2 separate regions of the Homo sapiens genome follow, and region 2 is linked to region 1. A link is an interaction called in ENCODE POLR2A ChIA-PET data of the cell type or tissue named here. Cell type or tissue: OCI-LY7. All regions are shown on one strand. Links, peaks and the distances in the headings refer to the core of each region. The heading gives the core; the rest is flanking DNA. Region 1 overlaps NCK1 (NCK adaptor protein 1). Region 2 overlaps NCK1 (NCK adaptor protein 1).

What was found. Peaks named below come from ENCODE experiments on the same cell type or tissue, not always from the same donor. Only the 100,000 strongest peaks of a DNase experiment are listed, where the experiment ranks them.
Region 2: POLR2A ChIA-PET joins it to region 1 with 5 read pairs; 2 of 35 experiments call an interaction of 5 or more read pairs at or near these places.

What each region holds. Positions count from the first base shown.
Region 1 is chr3:136,877,510-136,887,421 of GRCh38, reverse strand. The region is part of intron 1 of NCK1 (NCK adaptor protein 1); the gene reads right to left. Among named protein-coding and RNA genes, the nearest start is that of NCK1, 20 kb to the right of the region's middle. In OCI-LY7, for the core only: no CTCF peak of the experiment used is centred there; DNase peaks (open chromatin) are centred at 2,921 and 3,241; H3K4me3 peaks cover 2,412 bases; H3K27ac peaks cover 2,500 bases.
Region 2 is chr3:136,938,171-136,948,082 of GRCh38, reverse strand. NCK1 (NCK adaptor protein 1) reads right to left here. Exons shown (of 4, transcript NM_001291999.2): 3 at 1,788-2,500. IL20RB-AS1 (IL20RB antisense RNA 1) reads left to right here. Exons shown (of 4, transcript NR_183729.1): 4 at 1,752-2,097. Among named protein-coding and RNA genes, the nearest start is that of IL20RB, 15 kb to the left of the region's middle. In OCI-LY7, for the core only: no CTCF peak of the experiment used is centred there; no DNase peak of the experiment used is centred there.

The sequences.
Region 1 (9,912 bases), core at 2,102-4,601:
TTCCAAACTACCAGTCTTACTTAGGCTGCTATTTATCAGGAGAAAAGGCAACAGTAACTTTTCCATTTTATGTTAAGATAGAAAAAAAATGCTGAGCATGGCGGTGCACTCCTGTAGTCCCCGCTACTCAAGAGGATAAGGTGGGAAGATCGTTTGAGGCCAAGAGTTGGAGGCCACACAGCATTATGATGGTGCCTGTGAACAGCCACTGTACTCCAGTCTGGAAAACACAGTGAAACCTCATTTCTAAAGAAATAAAACACAATATAAAAGATAGGGGCTGGGTGCAGTGGCTCACACCTGTAATCCCAGCACTTTGGGAGGCCAAAGCAGGTGGATCACCTGAGGTCAGGAGTTCGAGACCAGCCTGGCCAACATAATGAAACCCCGTCTCTACTAATAACACAAAAATTAGCCGGGCATGGTGGCACCTGCCTGTAGTCCCAGCTACTTGGGAGGCTGAGGCATAAGAATCGCTTGAACCTGGGAGGCGGAGGTTGCAGTGAGATGAGATTGTGCCATTGCATTCCAGCCTGGGCAATAAGAGCAAAACTCCGTCTCAGAAAAAAAGAAAAAGAAAGATAGGAAAAAAAAAAAAAAAAAAGACTGATCATGTAACTACAGGACAGTTCCAAACTCTGCCTAAGTAACTCATTAAAGTTCCCTAAACAAAAAATGAACGAACTTTAAAAACATGAGAATGAAAAGGCATACAAGAAAGTTTCCTTTGTGTTCACAGGTCTCTCATTTATCTGGAGACAAAACTGTATGACATCTACAGACTGTGACAGCAATTTCTTAGTACAGTTGGCCCTCTGTATCTATGGGTTCCGCATCTATGAATTCAACCAGCCGTGGATTTAAAACATTCAGGAAAAAAAAAAGCACCTGTACTAAACATATACAGACGTTTTTTCCTTGTCATTATTCCCTAAACAATATAGCATTAACTACCTAAATACCATTTACAATGTATTAGGTAATCTAGAGATGAGTTCGAGTATACAGGAGAATGTGCATAGGTTATATGTAAATAGTACCCCATTTTACACAAGAGACTCAAGCATCCTCAAATTTTGGTATCTGCAAGGAGTCTTGGAACCAACACCTCATGGATACCAAAGGACAAGTATATACTATCCATAACCAAGTTTTACTGCAAAAGAAAAAAAAAAGGATAACTATATACTACCTATAGCCAAGTTACTACCAAAAAATATATACTTTAAGTCAGGTGCTCTAAGAAATTAGTGTTAATACAATTTTATTAACCCATGCTTCCATCTTAAGTATTCCCTCATTTGACTTTAATGTTAAATGAAAATTTAGTTTCAAACTACTTTAAAGGACAATGTCTTTCAAAGGGGCACCTGCCTTATAAATGCTTCCGGAATAACATTCAGTAAAAGGATGTGGTTTAGAACAGATGAAATACCACTGTACTGCTGCTTTTGTACACGTTCAGATCAGAAAACTCCTATTAAAAACATGCCAAAATAAATAAATATTATGTCTATGGAAGCTTTTAAGTTAGCCATTCCAACTTTATAACATTCTAAAAAGAACATATCTCTTATGAAAGGTTGCTATAAAGAGCCCAGAACCTTTTCTCCCTCTACAAACCCCTTAACCTTGATGCCTAACTGTATTATCTCACTGTATTTCACTTCAGAAATATTTACTGGACAATGAGTGCACAGAGTAAGTATGCTAAGTAGTTTTAATACACTGTCATTAATCACCACAGCAAACTGATACAATCAGTATTAATATCACCATTTTTAACTGAAGAAACTAAGGCTTCAAAGGTTTAAGTACGCTGGGTGCTGTGGCTCACACCTGTAATTGCAGCACTTTCAGAGGCCAAGGTAGACGAATCACTTGAGCCCAGGAGTTGGAGGCCAGCCTGGGCAACATGGCAAAATCCTGTCTCTACAAAAAATTCAAAAATTAACCAGCCATGGTGGCATGCACCTATAGTTCCAGCTACGTAAGGAGCTGAAGAGTTATCAGGCCACTGTACTCCAGCCTAGGTGACAGAGCAAGACCCTGTCTCAAAAAAGTTAAGTAATGTGCCCTAGATTACAGCTGGAAAAGACAATTCCCTCCTTTTATAATTTCTATTATGTAAAATTTCAAACATACATTAAAGAAGAGAACAAACCCCTTAAACCCATCATGTAGCTAAAATCATCAACTCATGGCCACTTGTCCACGGCCACAATATCCATATTCTCACCCATTCCTGTTTCCTTGCTTAAGTATTTTGAAGCAAAAAACTTTTGTCTGTAAATATTTCGGTGTATACCTCTAAAAATTTATGTAAATATTTCAGTGTATACCTGAAAAAATATTTTCATCCATAAATATTTAAGTAAATATCTCTAAAACATAAGAACTTCAGCAGGCGCAGTGGCTCACACCTATAATCTCAACACTTTGGGAGGCCGAGGTGGGCAGATCACTTGAGGTCAGGAGTTCAAGACCAGCCTGACCAACGTGGTGAAAAACCATCTCTACTAAAAATACAAAAATTAGCCAGTTGTGGTGGCAGGTGCCTGTAATCCCAGCTACTTGGGAGGCTGAGGCAGGAGAATCCCTTGAACTCAAGAGGCAGAGGTTGCAGTGAGCTGAGATCAGGCCACTGCACTCCAACCTGGGCAACAGAGTGAGACTCCCTCTCAAAAAAAGAAAAAAAAAAAAGCTCAGGCATGGTGGCTCAAGCCTGCACTTTGGGAGGCCAAGGCAGAAGGATCACCTCAAGACCAGCCTGGCCAACATGATGAAACCCCATCTCTACTAAAAATACAGAAATTAGCCGGGCATAGTGCCACACGCCTCTAATCCCAGCTACTCTGGAGGCTGAGGCACAAGAATCGCCTGAACCCAGGAAGCGGAGGTTGCGGTGAGCAAGCCTGCACCACTGCACTCCAGCTTGGGCCACAGAGCAGGACCGTGTTTCAAAAAAAAAGAAAAGACAAGAACTCAAAGCTGTACTCTATCATTCTCATTAAGCTATACTTTCTTATAGAATAAATAAAACCCAAGGTACCCTCTGATCTCAAACTACTTAATAAAAGGTAACATTTCAGAACTTTCAAATGCATATGACAAGGGATAGCTCTACTGGATGCAGCCAACTTAATCATCCCTCTTTCTTGAAACTGCTGGTTTCCTTACCCCTATATTAAATTGGTTTCCCTCCCTCCACGCCACCTGCTTCTGGTTTCCATTTCTGGCTCCTCATTTTCCTTCCACTGAGCCATCTGCTCTTCTCACATATACCCTCTCTCTAGATAGCTCGTTCATTATTATGACTTCATCGTATCACCTCTGGCCTAGACTCTGTAATTTGAATTGTGTTCTCTAATCCAAGCTACTGTTCCTCAACATTTCTACTTAAATATCTTGCTATCACCTCAAATTGAATATGCATCAATCTCCAAAAATTGAATATGCATCATCTCCAAAAATCCAGCTCTTCTATCCTCTTTACCAATCTATTAATTATAATTGTAAATCATTATCTTCCAATTCACCCAGGCTCCCCTTAAGTCACACATCAATTTGTGTTGGTTTTTCTCTTGAAATGTCTCTCATCCATCCTTTTCTGTTCCATTTACACTGACATCACTAAAACTCAAGCCTTCAGCAACTCACCTAAATTATCATAAGAGCCCTTGGTTAAAATTCAACTATCTCCATTTCAGTCGGTTCTATATAATAGATTCCCTCCAACAACATATCTACTGAATGACTAATGTATCCTAAGCACTGGCCAATTAATGCAGGGATACAACAGTGAGCACGACAGACACCTCTTTCTAGCAGAGGAAATTAAATTTTTTCAAATAAAATAATTATAGGTTGCAAAAAATGCTGTGACAAAGATTAACACAGTGCTACCATAAAGGACAGAGAATATGAGTGCTACTCTAATTACAGCTTTTAGTTAGAGAAAAAAAAATTTAAGTGGGCATTTTAAGGATGAAGAGGAGGCAGTCATGTAAATATTTAAAGTAGAGTGCTCCAAGCAAAAGAAACTGCAAAGTACATAGGTTCCAGGAGGGGAAAAAAAAGTCTCACGTTACAGAAAATGACCGTATGGCTAGAGATGTGGCCAGAGAACAAGGGCAAAAGTGGTACAATGTGAGGTTGGGAGAGACACAGGCCAATTTTATTCTACATGTAATAAGAAGTAGGCTGGGCATGGGGGCTCATGCCTGTAATCCCAGCACTTTGGGAGGCCAAGGTGGACAGATCACATGACGCCAGTAGTACGAGACCAGCCTTAGCCAACATGGTAAACCCTGTGTCTACTAAAAAACACAAAAAATTAGCTGGGTGTGGTGGCGCATGCCTGTAATCCCAGCTACTTGGGAGGCTGAGGCACAAGAATTGCTTGAACCCAGGAGGCGGAGGTTGCAGTGAGCTGAGATCACACCACTGCACTCCAGCCTGGGCAACAGAATGAGACTGTCTTTAAAAAAGTCATGTAATAAGGGTTTTAAGCAAGGAAATTATAATCCAACACACGCTGTGAAAGAGACTGCTAGTATTCACTAATGACTGTGTTCTCTTCATTAAGACACTGCTATACTACACTTCCCAGCCACCCCTGCAATTAGATAAGATCACATGACTCAGTTCTGACCAATGGAACTGAATGGGTAAAAGTGATATATGCCACTTCTAGCCTGGACCCTAAAATCTTTCTCCACACACACTTCCCCTTCCAAAACAATCTGAGAAGCCAAAGCTGATTATGGTGGTGACATAAGATACAGGTGCCTGTGCTCCAAGTGACTGCATAAAGCAAAGGTGCCCCTCAACACACACACACACACACACACACACACACACACACACACACAGTGATGTGGGAAAGTAATGTAAACTTTCATTGTATTATGCTGCCAAGTAAGAGGTATTGTTGTATCATTAATGCAGAAATCTTAAAAACATTTCTCTGGCTGTTGTGTGCTGCTGTGTGAAGAATGAGTTAAATGGACAGACAAAAGTAAAAATAAAAAGACCTGTTCAGACTCAACAAAAACATAACCCAAATGAAAAATGGGCAAACGAACAAAATAGACATTTCTCGAAATATATACAAATAGCCAACAAGCATATGAAAAGATGCTCATCATCACTAGCCATTATGGAAATGCAAATCAAAACCACAGAGATATCACCATTAAGATAGCTACTATTTTTAAAAAAACATGCAGGAAACAAGTGTTAGTGAAAATGTAATGATATTGGAACTCTTATGCACGGTTGGTGGTAATGTAAAATGGTGCAGCTGCTATGGAAAATGGTATGGTGGTTCCTCAAAAGATAAAAAATAGTTTACCATATAATCCAGCAATTCAACTTCTGGGTGTACATCAAAAAACTGAAAGCAGGAACCTGAACAGATATTTCTACACCCATGTTCATGGAAACACTATTCTTAACAGCTAAAATGTGGAAGCAACCCAAGCTGTTCATCAACAAATGAATGGATAAACAAAATGTGGTATATATAAGCAATGGAATATTATTCAGCCTTAACAAGGAAGAAAATTTTGACATGTGCTACAAAACGGATGAACCTTCAAGACATTAAGTGAAATAAGCCAGCCACGGAAAGACAATATGATTCCATTTATATGAGGTACATAGAGCAAACAAATTTATACAAACATAAAGGAGAAACATGAAGAATAGTGGTTGCCAGGGGCTAGGAGGAGGGAAGACTTGGGGAGTTGTTAGTATGTATACAGTTTCAGTTTTACAAGATGAAAAAGTTCTGGGGACTGGTTGTACAACAATGTGAATATACTTAATACTGAACTGTATACTTAAAATGGTTAAGATGTTCAACTTTATGCTTATGCAGTTTACCACAATAAAAAATAGAAGCTGGGCGTGGTGGCTCATGCCTCCAATCCCAGCACTTGGGAGGCCGAGGCGGGCAGATCATGAGGTCAGGAGTTCAAGACCAGCCTGGCCAATATGGTGAAATCCCGTCTCCACTAAAAATACAAAAATTAGCCGGGCGTAGTGGCGTGCACCTGTAGTCCCAGCTACTAAGGAGGCTGAGGAAGAAGAACTGCTTGAACCCAGGAGGCAGAGGTTGCAGTGAGCCAAGATTGCACCACTGCACTCCAGCCTGGGTGACAGAGTGAGACTCCATCTCAAAAAAAATTAAATAAAATAAGAGGCCAATAGTGTAAGTGAAGAGATGATGGCTGCTTGACTTGAGTAGTATGGTGATGCAGATAAAGAACAGAAGACTTCAAGATGTATTTGGAGGTAGAAAAGACAGGATTTGCTGATGGACTGGAAGTATGTGAGTTAGAATGAGGAAAAGAAAGGTATCAAGTATGACACCTTGGCTTCTAGCTACTGAGTGGATGGCAATATCATTTAATGAAATGAGAAAGACAGGAATGAACAAATGTAGGGTAGAGCGCAGAAAGCAGACCTGGAGTGTACTTTAAGAATGAAGGGATCAAGAGTTTGTTGGCTGGGTGTGGTAGCCTAACACCCGTAATCCCCACACTTTGGGAGGCTGAGGTGGAAGGACTGCTTGAGACCAGGAGTTCAAGACCAGCCAGGGCAAAGAAGTGAGAACCCCATCTCCACAAAGGGTCAAAAAATTAGCTAGTATGGTGGCACACACACCTAGGTGGTCCTAGCTACATGGGAGGTTGAAACATGAGGATCCCTTGAACCTAGGAGATTGAGGCTGCACTCTAGCATGGGTCACAGAGCAAGAACCTGCCTCAAAAAAACAAACAAACAAAGTTTGTTGATTGTCTTAAGTTCAAGATCCATGAGATATCAAGTGGCAACATCAAGGAAACACATTCTCACTGTTCTGGAGGCCAGAAGTCTGAAATCAAGGTATTTCAGCAGGAACGTGTTCCTTCTGAAGATGCTAGGAAGAATCTGCTCTAGGCTCCCTCCTAGTTGGCTTGTAGATAGTCATCTTCTCCCTGGTGTTCTGTCTCTGTGTCAAAATCTCTCCCTTTTTTAAAAGGCCCGAAGTCATGGTGGATTAGGGTCCACCCTAATAACCTCATTTTAACTTGTTTACCTCTGTAAAGACCCCACTTCGAAATAAGGTCACATTCTTTTTTTTTTTTTGAGACGGAGTCTCGCTCTGTCACCCCGGCTGGAGTGCAGTGGCATGATCTCGGCTCACTGCAAGCTCCACCTCCCGGGTTCACGCCATTCTCCTGCCTCAGCCTCCTAACTAGCTGGGACTACAGGCGCCCACCACCACACCCGGCTAATTTTTTTGTATTTTTAGTAGAGTCGGGGTTTCACCGTGTTAGCCAGGATGGTCTCATTCTCCTGACCTCGTGATCCACCCATCTCAGCCTCCCAAAGTGCTGGGATTACAGGCGTGAGCCACTGTGCCCAGCCTTTTTTTTTTTTTAATATTCTTTAAGTTCTAGGGTACATGTGCACAACGTGCAGGTTTGTTAGAGGTATACACGTGCCACGTTGGTTTGCTGCACCCATCAACTTGTCATTTACATTAAGTATTTCTCCTAATGCTATCCCTCCCCCAGCCCCTCACCCGCCAACAGGCCCCAATGTGTGATGTTCCCCTCCCTGTGTCCATGTGTTCTCATTGTTCAACTCATGCAGTGTTTGGTTTTCCGTCCTTGTGATATTTTGCTGAGAATGGTGGCTTCCAGCTTCATCCATGTCCCTGCAAAGGACATGAACTCATTCTTTTTTATGGCTGCATAGTATTCCATGGTGTACATGTGCCACATTTTCTTTATCCAGACTATTGTTGATGGACATTTGGGTTGGTTCCAAGTCTTTGCTATTGTGAATAGTGCACATAAGGTCACATTCTTAAGTACTAGGGATTAAGAATTCAAAATATCTTTTTGAGGAAGATATAACTCAACCCATAATATCTGGCTAAACAACTCTTTATTTTAGATTCTGTTACAGTAATTGGTGTGGTCTCCATTTTCCTGACTAGGCTTTAATTGAAAGCGTATATCTATTTTCTTTCATTTTTCCAGGATACCCATAGAGCCTCTCATTCTGCAAAATCACGTTCCTTGATTCTGGGAATTTTTCTTGAATATTTTACTGATAATTCCTTCTTTTCTCTGATGTCTACTAGTACTTCTGTTATTTGGAAGTTGACCTCTGACGGACCTTTTAATTTTCTTTTCTCATTTATTTTCCATCTTTTCCTCTACTTTATGAAAGAACTCCTTTACTCTAACTTCAACTTTTCTATTGACTGTTCTACTGAGCCTTTTTTTTTGTTGTTCTGATTGTTCCCAGTTTGTTTTCTATTTCTTTTAAGAGGTTTCTTATATGAGAAGCTTTCTTCACATGTCTGGTGATCCTTGATTATCTTCTCATATTTAAAAGGAGGGCCATAAAAGCTATTGTAAATAACACAGATTCTCTTCTTGGGTTAGTAAGAGAACCATCCTCCAAATTCCTACTTGATTGCCAGAATTCTGGAAGCCAAAGAGAAGAGGCCTCAGTAACGGTCTCAATATTGAGCATTTTAACTTAATTCAGTGTTTTCTGTAGAACGCTTGACCTCCAATTGTGTCTAGGGCCCACCCTCAGTGTCAGAAACAATAGTCAGTCTTCTTGCTGGGGTACTCAAGAAGGCAGTAACTTAGTGATACAAACTAACAAAGGAATCTAGACTCAACCTTTCTTAAAAAAAAATAGCTTTATTGAGATACAACTCAGATTATCATAAAACTCACTCATTTAAAGTATACAATTCAATGTTTTAGTCTATTCAGAGTTGTGCAACTATTACCACAATGAATTTTAGAAAATTTTTGTCACCCCAAAAAGAAACTCCATACCCTAGAGTCACTTCCCATTTCCCTCTAACCTCCCCTACTCCCAGTCCTATGCAACCACTCTATCTCTACAAATACACAATTTCTGGATACTTCATACAAATGGAATCATACAATGTGGTCTTTAGTATACTTAGCACATTTGTTTGTTTGTTTTTGAGACAGAATCCCACTCTGTCGCCCTGGCTAGAGTGCTGTGTTGCTATCTTGGCTCACTGTAACCTCCACCTCCCCAGTTCAAACGACTCTCCTGCTTCAGCCTCCCATGTAACTGGGATTATAGGTGCCTGCCACCACATCCGGCTAATTTGTGTGTTTATAGTTGAGATGGGGTTTCACCATGTTGGCCAGGCTGGTCTCAAACTCCTGACCTCAAGTGATCTGCCCGTCTTGGCCTCCCAAAGTGCTGGGATTACAGGTGTGAGCCACCATGTCCGGCCTACTTAGCATGTTTTAAAGGTTTATCTGTGTTATAGCATGTATCATACAATACTGTGGTCGTTTGTGACTGGCTTCTTTCACAGCATAATGCTTTCAAGGTTCATCATGTTATAACATGTATCAGTTCTATATTCCTTTTTACTGCCAAATAGTATTTAATTGTGTGGATATACATTACATGTAACCATTTATCAGCTGATGGACATCTGAGTTGCTTCTACTTTGGGGCTATTATGACTGAGCTGCTTCTTAAACAGATTTTCAAGAAATCCTCCTGTTTTTAGCACCACCCTCACCTCCTCCCTGCCAAAAATACCTGATGCTGCCAATTCCTGAGCCTAAGAAGTATTTTCTACTTTTGCTCCCGCCACTTAGGATTGAACATTTTTAAGTCCACTAAGAAGTTTCCCATCAGTTCACTCGCTTTCCAGTTTCCAGATTTTATTGTTGCCGTCTTTTCTTTATTCTCTTTACCTGTGTAGTTCAAATCTTCTAAAAGTATCCTTTACTGTCACCTTGCTGGGCTATCAAAGGGAGTAAAAGTAAATGTGTCTTTCACTCAGCCATCTTTATTTAGAAGTCCTTTCAATTATTTTTAGCCTTCATTCTTTCTCAT
Region 2 (9,912 bases), core at 68-2,567, 63 kb before region 1:
AACTGAGTCTCAAAGAAGCTATTAATAACTTGGCCAATATCATCCATCTAGTTAACAACAGAGCCAGGATTCAAACCTGCATAATCAAAAGTCTCTTAACACCCACGGCTCCAACAGCAGACACCCACAGCAAATCCTTTAGTTAAATATTTGAAGAACAAGAGCTATCTTCTCTCCAGTCAGAGAAACACATGAGAAAGTCTAAGATACCCACCCAACCCCTTTTCAATGTGTAGCTAACAGTAGCTGTCTTAGAGATAACATGCTGAATTCCCAAAAATGAAGAATACACAAATGAGAATTAATCTAAACTTTAAGGAGAGGCTACAAACTCAAATGCCTACAAGAGCCAAAAGAATAATGTAAATAAGTGTCAGAGTGGAAAGGTAGATGGGCAGAGGAAATGACAGTGTATCACCAATCTAAACAAGTGGTGACTTCTCAGCTGTGATTGTTGCCTTGCAGGAACCGGGTCTCAATGTTGGTAGTTCTTCCAATTTTAAATGGTCTAAAGTCTGAATTTTTATAATAAATATCCTAATATTTAAATATCGGCAATGAATTTAAATGTTTAAAAAACACTGTGAAGGCTAAACAAAATATGCCTACTTGAGACCTCTAACCTTAAAAAGTATACTGCTAAAAATAATGGTATATATTGCATTTTGTCTAATATCTACACTCAATTACCCACAAGAAAATACATACAATTCTGCATTCAAGCTATCTTCTTTTTAATTAGTTTTGTTGTTGTTGTTACAGTCTATATCAACCCCCAAAGCCTCTTTTTCTACAGTTACTCCCAAAGTTTCAAACAGTGAGCCAGATCAGGCAACTAACAGAAAATGGATGTCATCACTCTTCCCTACTGCCAACCAACTGCTTTTCTGAGGGATTAGGCACAGGCCCCATTTTCCTGAACTTCACATCAGGAAGTTCAATTAATCTCTCTCCCCACCACACCCCACTTCCACACATTTTCTTTCAAAATTTTGTGCAATTACACATTCCCTTTTGTACAAATATACTCACGCAAAGCCAAGATTAACCATGATTTAATAAATGGAAAAGTAGTGATATCTTTCATCAAGGAAAAAGAAAGGCCATTTTTAAGGAAAATGAGTGTCATCAAATTCTAATATCCTAAGCAGTATCTAAAAGAGACCATGAAACCATATTATTTTTCAACTTTTATGGTTTTATAGTTTTATTGTTTACTAGTATTGCAATATAATTTATCTTTTATTGCAAATGCATTTCAAACACTGCTAAAATAGGTTTTTTGAGGTTATAATAAAAGTGCATTCCAATTTCCAAGTAACCAATTTATGAAGAAACTTAATATCAATTTTTTAAATTCAGGGATTTCCTATGTCATAAGGACTACAGTGACTACCTTCTTACACATTGCATCCAATAGCAATTTTTTAAATGTTTCCCAGTTTAATCTATAGTATTATTCTACTCTCAATGAAGAGGCCAGTGTTCCATTTTCTCCATTTAGTTTAATGCAACAGAAACAGAAAATATATCAGGAATGCAAAATCAACAGAACTAGACAAGACGAAATAATTCAGTGTGTAGCAACACTGCCACAGCTCTCTTTTATTCAAAATAGATAGCTAGAAAGAATGCGGACTTTAGCTTTGGAACATTTATGCTTATGTTACGTCCCAGCTTGTTACCTGGTTAACTTTAGGGAAGCCACTTAACCTCTCCATTTCTCTCTCTCTTTTTTTTAAAATACCCAGAGCTCTATTTGTATTTACCTCCGAAAATCAACTTACCGAAGATTCACTATCACGAATGAGGAAATCCCCTTCATGTCCTCTTTCATTTAATGCCATTTCTGCTTGATGCCTGGTGACTTTGCCATAATACCAAGGATTGCCAGCAAACTTTCCAGTGAGTGAAGGCCTAATGTAATCACACTGTGGAGGTGATGGTTCCAAACCTGAAGTTAATGGATTATTCTGCATAACGGTAACATAGTTTTTTGGTACTAGACCAACCATACCATTGATCTTCCTGCATTTCCACCACTCTGGGTCATTTTCAGGTTTTTCAATAACATCCATTACATCTCCTTTCTCGAAATTAAGTTCTTCATCATTAGATGAGCTGAATGGGTAAAGAGCCTGTACCACATGCAACACTTGCCCAGTATTTAGGTTATTGACGACTGCTGCTAATTTCTCTGACAGAGAACCCACATGGTCACCCAAAGGACTGTCACCTTCTTCAGTTACATAGTTTGAAGGGAACCATCCAACTTGTCCATTGTAGCTACCACGCCACCACCCATCACTGCATTTCTCCATGACGATCACCTTTGTCCCCTTTATCAATGATAATTCATCCTCTCTCTCAGCCATGTAGTTAAATTTCACATAAGCGGGCATGTTGAGGTCATAGAGACGTTCCCCTGGGTCAACAAAACTATCATCAGCAGGAGATGCAGAATCTGGCACACTAGGTTTTCTTTTCACTTTTCCAATGCCTGTTGAAATTAAAAAGGGCCATGAGAGGAGAATATAAAAAAATGATTACCAAAAGAATGAACTTATTCATTATTAAAAAGAGATCTTCAACTCTATATAGATCTTTAAAGCTTTTAAATATAACAAATTTCTATGTAGTTAAAAATCATCTTTTTGGAAATAAGATGCAAATTTTCTTTTTCTTAACCAAATAAATATTTAATTTGTTATTATATGACAGTTCACCATCTTTTCTCTTGTCAAAGGCCCTGAAATAACTATATAACATAATTATAAAGTTGTCCTAAATTAATGAATTCCCTCTTAAATGTAAATATAGATTTCTTTCATAGCTACAATCTAAGTACACAAAGGCTCCACCACACCCATACTCTTCTTGTCTTAGTTTAAGCAAGCTAGATTCTACAATGAGCTGTATAAAAATAAAATTATTTCTATCTTAAATCAGAATATGATATGCAATATAAAATTGCAGTTATGTCTGGCTAATCTTCCCATTTGCTTTCTTGGTTCCCAGACCCAGGTAGCTCTATTTACCTCATATGTTTATTTTAAAATATTATTTGTTTTTCTCCCCTTACCCCAGTCATATGTAACCTCCAAAAGGACAGGGAGTTTTGTTTGTTTACAGATAGAATCCCAAGGATCTTGTATAGTGCTTAGTACACAGTAAATGCTTAACACATATGTGTTGAAAGAAATGAGAAAATCACCAAATGGTACTATCAATACAAATGTACGCTACATCAACTTCAGTCAGGCATTTTCACTGCTGCCCATTTCTTAGCGTGTGATTTTATGCTCTACTTTACCTAGAAAACTGAGGCTTCCCTAGGTAAAACTTCTCAAATTCCTTTTGTCTCAAAACTCTCATTATCCTCACTCTCGTTCTTCACTCAAGTCTCCAAATCCTGATCCTTCTAGGATCTTAATACTATCTTTCCTGACTCTCTTGGGACTCTCGACATCCTTGTTTTCCTTCCTATTTAGTCCCTTCAATTGTCTAAAAACACACTCATATCTTTTCTACTCCAAAATGAAGTTACTTTAACTCTGCTACAACTTTTAAACCGTAACATTTTGGTAATTTATTTATTTTTTCTCTAACTGGTCCAATTTTCCTATAGAATAAACTATACCACTCTTTTAAAAGTTGTCTTTCCCGGCTGGGCACGGTGGCTCATGCCAGTAATCCCAGCATTCTGGGAGGCTGAGGCGGGCAGATCACAAGCTCAAGAGATCGAGACCATCCTGGCCAAACATGGTGAAACCCCGTCTCTACTAAAAATACAAAAATTAGCTGGGTGCAGTGGTGTGCACCTGTAGTCCCAGCTACTCAGGAGGCTGAGGCAGGAGAATCGTTTGAACCTGGCAGGCGGAGGTTGCAGTGAGCCAAGATCACGTCACTATACTCCAGCCTGGCGACAGGGCAAGACTCTGTCTCAAAAAAAAAAAAAAAAAAAAAAAAAGGTTGTTTTTCCTTTTCCCTCGACTTTTTCACCACTCACACTCCCAACTCTTTATTATCTGATCCTTTGTCTCCAACATTCTAACAAAACTACTCAATTAAAACCATTCTTATGAATACCATTCTTATGTCATCTCTCCTTACTGTCAAATCAGTAACTTTTAAAGTCCTCAGCCTTCTCAAACTCTATATGCAGCAACCAAGATCACAGCCCACTCTCTCCATTATGTTTTCTTCTTCTTTGACTTCCCCGAATTTCTTATTTTCCCTCCCAACCTGTTTACATATTCTTGTTTACCTCTGTCTAGGCTCCTCTAACCTTGTTATTATAACACTGCATTGTACTTGTTTACTTGTCTGTCTTCCTCAATATGAGTGAACTTCCTGAGGGCAGAAAACGAGATCTTATTCGTTTCTGTCTCCAACGCTTAGCAGTACATACATCAGTAGTAGGAACAAAGGAAAAACAAAATTATGTATTCAGCAGTCAGCAAACATGCTGAATGAATAAATGAAGAATTCCTTAGCTGAAAGTGTTTCACAAGATGACATACTTGACCTTCCTCTCTATTCCAAGGAAATCATACACTTTCATTTTCTATAATTTCTGTGCAGAAGGTTCCCAGATCTCTTTGCAGCTCTAAGACCTTTCTGGAATTCAGGCATTACAATTCCAACTGTCACTAGACACCCACAGATTGTGCCATCAGTACCTCAAACCCAACACTCATGTCCAAATAAAAATAATCCAGTCTATACCCCTAAATCAACTTCTTCCTTCCTAATTTTCTTACTTCCGGTTAATGATAGCCTTCAGAGAAATCCCTACATTTGGGGTGATACCACCAAAAATAGTAGAGTAAGGAACTCCAAGGCACTGTCCCTGCAAAAAGCAATGAATGCAATTAATGAGCTGGTAAATACTGTCAGACTCAACTTTTGCAGAACTCTGGAATCTAGTAAAAAAAAAAAACTTATAAAATCTAGGGCAAGGCTTGGTAAAGAAAGAAGTTGCTGCTTTGTGGTAAAGAGAGTGCTATCGCATCCTAAGTTGCCTGCCCACCATCCCCCACACCCCAAGTCAGTGATGGCTGTGTGGACAGTAACCTGCACTCCTAATGCCAGAGGAAGCAATACAGATCTCATTCTTAAACAATTGTGATTGTGGGTTTCAACTTGTCTGGCAGCTCCCTGAAGGACCTGAGCAATGGCTTGCCTTGGCTTTGCCTGACTTGAATCATTCCCAGGCATAGGGAGTCTTCCTGGGTGGTTTTTGCAAAAATCATTTAATGGATGCAGCAGCCTGGGGCAAGGGACAACAACTGGGACAAGGAACAGACAGATGGAAAAGCCTGGACAGAAAGGGGATGGGAAAGAATATACATGGGGTAATAAGGGGTGTGTATACCAATCAAGAAGGACGTGCACATGGCCAGGGCTGGATGCACATTCAGGAAAGGCCCAAGAAGACCCTAAGCTTTCACCCTGGCTGATCTTCAGGCTTTGAGCAAACAGTAAGCAAAGGCTAAGGCAGAATTATAAATGGCATCACTAAGTGGTCAAAAACTGCCCCAACATAAAGCCATCTGTAAAGATGGGGAGAGGTTTTCTTTTGTTTGTTTGTTTTTTCTTTTGGCTCCAGGTGTTTAACGAAACTCTGTTAAAACCCTAGCTGATTACTAAGCAAATGGAATAGACTTCAGCGGCCCCACATGACCAGGAATATAGAGCTTATAAAAGTAGTTTAGTAAAGTCACTAAACAAGCAAACAACAACCACTCACAATAAGCAGCAGTAATAAGCCCTGGGGAGGGGATAGAATCTGATCTGATGCTGAAAGCAAAAGAGCCAACAAAGAATTCTATATTTAGCAAAACTGTCCTTCAAAAATGAAGGAGAACATAAGACATTCCCAGATAAACAAAAACTAAAGGAATTCATCACTACCAGACCTGTGCTAAGAAATGCTAAAGAGAGGCTGGGCACAGGGGCTCACACCTGTAATCCCAGCACTTTGGGAGACAGCGGTGGGTGGATCACGAGGTCAGGAGATCGAAACCAGCCTGGCCAACATGGTGAAACCCCGTCTCTACTAAAAATACAAAAAATTAGCCGGGCGTGGTGGCACACGCTTGTAGTCCCAGCTACTCGGGAAGCTGAGGCAGGAGAATTGCTTGAACCCGGGAGGTGGAGGTTGTAGTGAGCCAAGACCGCACCACTGTACTCCAGCCTGGGAGACAGAGCAAGACTGTCTCAAAAAAGAAGTGCTAAAGAGAATCCTCCAGGCTAAAATGAAAAAACACTGGACAGTAATTTGAAGTCATATGAAGAAATAAAGAACAATGGTAAAGGTAGCTACATAAGTAAATATAAAAGTCAGTAGTATTGCAGTTTTTTTTTGTAAATTCTCCTTTTCTTTCCTACACAATTTAAAATACAAATGCATAAAACAAAAATTTCAATTCTAGGTTAATGGGCATATATTTTAATGTGTAAAGATGTAATATACAAAGATGGAGCTGCAAAGGAGCAGAGTTATGCATAGTACTGAAACTAAGTTGGTATTAATTCAAACATGATTGTTAAAAACCTAAGATGTTAATCCCCAGGGTAACCACTAAGGAAAAACAAAAATACAGAAAGAGAAACAAGAAGGGTAATAAAACAATATATTAGAGAAAATAGTCCAGTCACAGAGGCTCACACCTGTAATCCCAGCACTTTGGGAGGCCAAGGTGGGCGGATCACTTGAGGTCAGAAGTTCAAGATCAGCCTGGCCAACATGCTGAGACCTCGTCTCTACCAAAAAAATACCAAAAAATTAGCCAGGCATCGTGGCATGCACCTGTAGTCCCAGCTACTCGAGAGGCTGACATATAAGTGTCGCTTGAACCTGGGAGGCAGAGGTTGCAGTGAGCAGAGATTCCACCACTGCACTCCAGCCTGGGTGACAGAGTGAGACCCTGACCCCCACCCTCCAAAAAAAAAAAAAAAAAAGAAAAAGAAATCACAAAAGAAGACAGTAATAGAAGAATTGAAAGAAAAAAAAGTAAATGAAAACAGCAAAATAGCAGAAATCCTTCCTTATCAGATATAACTTTAAATGTAAATAGATTAAAAATAACATGATGCAACTGTTATCTGCAAGACACTCACTTTAGATCCAAACAAAGATGCAAATAGGTTTGAAAATGAAAGGATGGAAGAAGATATCCCATGTAAAGGATAACTGAGAGAGTGGGGTGGCTATATAAATATCACACAGCATAGGCCCGGCGCGGTGTCTCATGCCTGTAATCCCTGCACTTTAGGAAGCCGAGGCGGGTGGATCACTTGAGCTCAGGAGTTCAAGACTAGCCTGGCCAACATGGTGAAACTCCGTCTCTACCAAAAATACAAAAATTAGTTAGGCATGATGTCAGGTGCCTGTAATCCCAGCTACTCAGGAGGCTGAGACAGAAGAATCGCTTGAACCTGGGAGGCGGAGGTTGCAGTGAGCCGAGGTCACGCCACTGCACTCCAGCCTGGGCAACAGAGCGAGACTGTCTAAAAATAAATAAATATATATCACACAACACAGACTTAAAGACAAAGGACAGCATATATTGATAAAAGAATCAGTCCATCAAGAAGTGTAACAGTTACAAATATATGCATACCTAACAAGAGAGCCTCAAGGCATATAAAGCAAAAAATGACAGAATTGAGGGAGAAAAATAGTTCAATATACTTGGAGACATCAATACCCCACTTTCTGTAAGGGACAGAACTAAATGAAAAATCATTAAGGAAATAGAGGCCTTGAGCAGTACTATAAACCAACTAGACCTAATAGACATATAGAGAATATCCCATCAAACAAAAGCAGAATATATCACACATTTTTCTCAAGTATACATGGAATATTCTGCAAGATAGACCATATATTAGGACACAAAACAAGGCTCAATAGGCCAGGCACAGTGGCTCAAGCCTGTAATTCCAACACTTTGGGAGTCCAAGGTCGGGGGATCACTTGAGCCCAGGAGTCTGACGGCAGCCTGGGCAAGATGGTGAGACCTTGTCTCTACAAAAATAAAAAGTAAAATAAAATAATTAGCCAGGTGTGGTGGTGCATTCCTGTAGTTCCAGCTACTCAGGAGGCTGAGTTGGGAGGATTGCTTGAACCCAGGAGTTCAAAGGCTACAGTGAGCCATGATCATGCTACTGCACTCCAGCCTAGGTAACAAAGAGAGACCCTGTCTCTATTTTAAAAAAAAAAAAAAAAAAAAAAAGGCCTCAATAAATTTGAGATTGAAGTCATACAAAGTATCTTTTCTGACCACAATGGAATGAACCTAGAAATCAATAACAGAAAGGAAAACTGGAAAATTAACAAGTGTGTGGCAACTAACACTCTCTTAAACCAATAGGTCACCAAGAAATTTCACAAGATTAGACACTACTGTGAGACAAATGAAAATGAAAACACAACATACAAAAACCTATGGGAGGCAGCAAAGGCAATGCTCAGAGGGAAATTTATAGCCCTAAAAGCTTGCATAAAAAAGAAGAAAGATCTCGAATTACCAACTTAAATTTAATCTTAAGGAACTGGAAAAGAAAAACTAAACTCAAAGCAAAAAGAAGGAAATAATAAAAATCAGAGCAGAGATATACACAAAAGAGAACAGAAAAACAGAGGAAATCAACAAAACCAAAATGTGGTTATTTGAAAATATCAGTAAAATTGAAAACTCTTTAGCTAGACCAACAAGAGAGACACTCAAATAAATAAAATCAGAAATAACATTTCTACAGACCTTACAGATATTTTAAAAAGGATTATAAACAAATACTATGAACAACTGTATGCCAATAAATTAAAAAACCTAGAAGAAAAACATCAATTCCAAGAAACACACAAACTACCAAAGCTGACTCAGGAAAAAATAGAAAATCTGAACAGACATATAACAAGTAAAAGATTCAATCAGTAACAAAACATCTCGCATCAAAAATGTGCTCTGGACCAGATGGTTTCACTGGTGGATTTTACTAAACGTTTAAAGAGGAATTAACATCAATGCTTCTAAAACATCTCTAAAAAGAAAAAAGGAGAGAATACTTATTAACTCATTCTATGAGGCCAATATTACCCAGAATACCAAAGCTATCACAAGACAACTGGCTAATATCACTTAGAAATATAGATGCAAAAATCCTCAACAAAATTCAGTTGATTTTCATTGTTTGCAGTAGTTATGTTCTATAAAGTTACCATAAATACTGAATTAGCAAATACTGAACCACAGCTCCTAAGGGAAAAACAGGGTTAGGCTCCAATCATGTTTTTGTTAACCAATCACTACACAACCCTGTTTTATGTGTGTTTCTCTTTAAAGACACTTTAATATAAATTGTGATTAACATAGAATTCACAACATCACTATAACTCATGCCTAAATGAAGCTTATCTAACACACATTTTTTCCATAAGCAAATTCACAGCTTTCTTGTGTTTATGAACTCTAGGCAACACTTCATCACTATGCTTGGGGGCCATTTTAAACAGCAAAATCATCAACAAGCACAAAAATGCAAAAAATGTGGTACTAAATAGACTGCACAAAGGACACTGGTTTATAGTATGAAAGCTGAAATAAGAAGGAAGAACATTGCCTCAACTGGGAATGTGCACATCAGATGACTCACATTTTTGCCACACTGCACATGTCCACAAAACACTGCAATTATCAACTTTGGGCTTATAAATAAATTTTAGCCAATAAGTGAATTCACAAATACAGAATCTGTGAAAAATAAGGATCATTTGTACTAGGAAAACCAAATCCAGCAAGCATATTAAAAGGACTGTATATGAGTAAGTGGGATTTATGCAAGGGTGGTTCAACATATGAAAATCAATATAAGACACCTCATATTAGTAAAACAAAGGGGAAA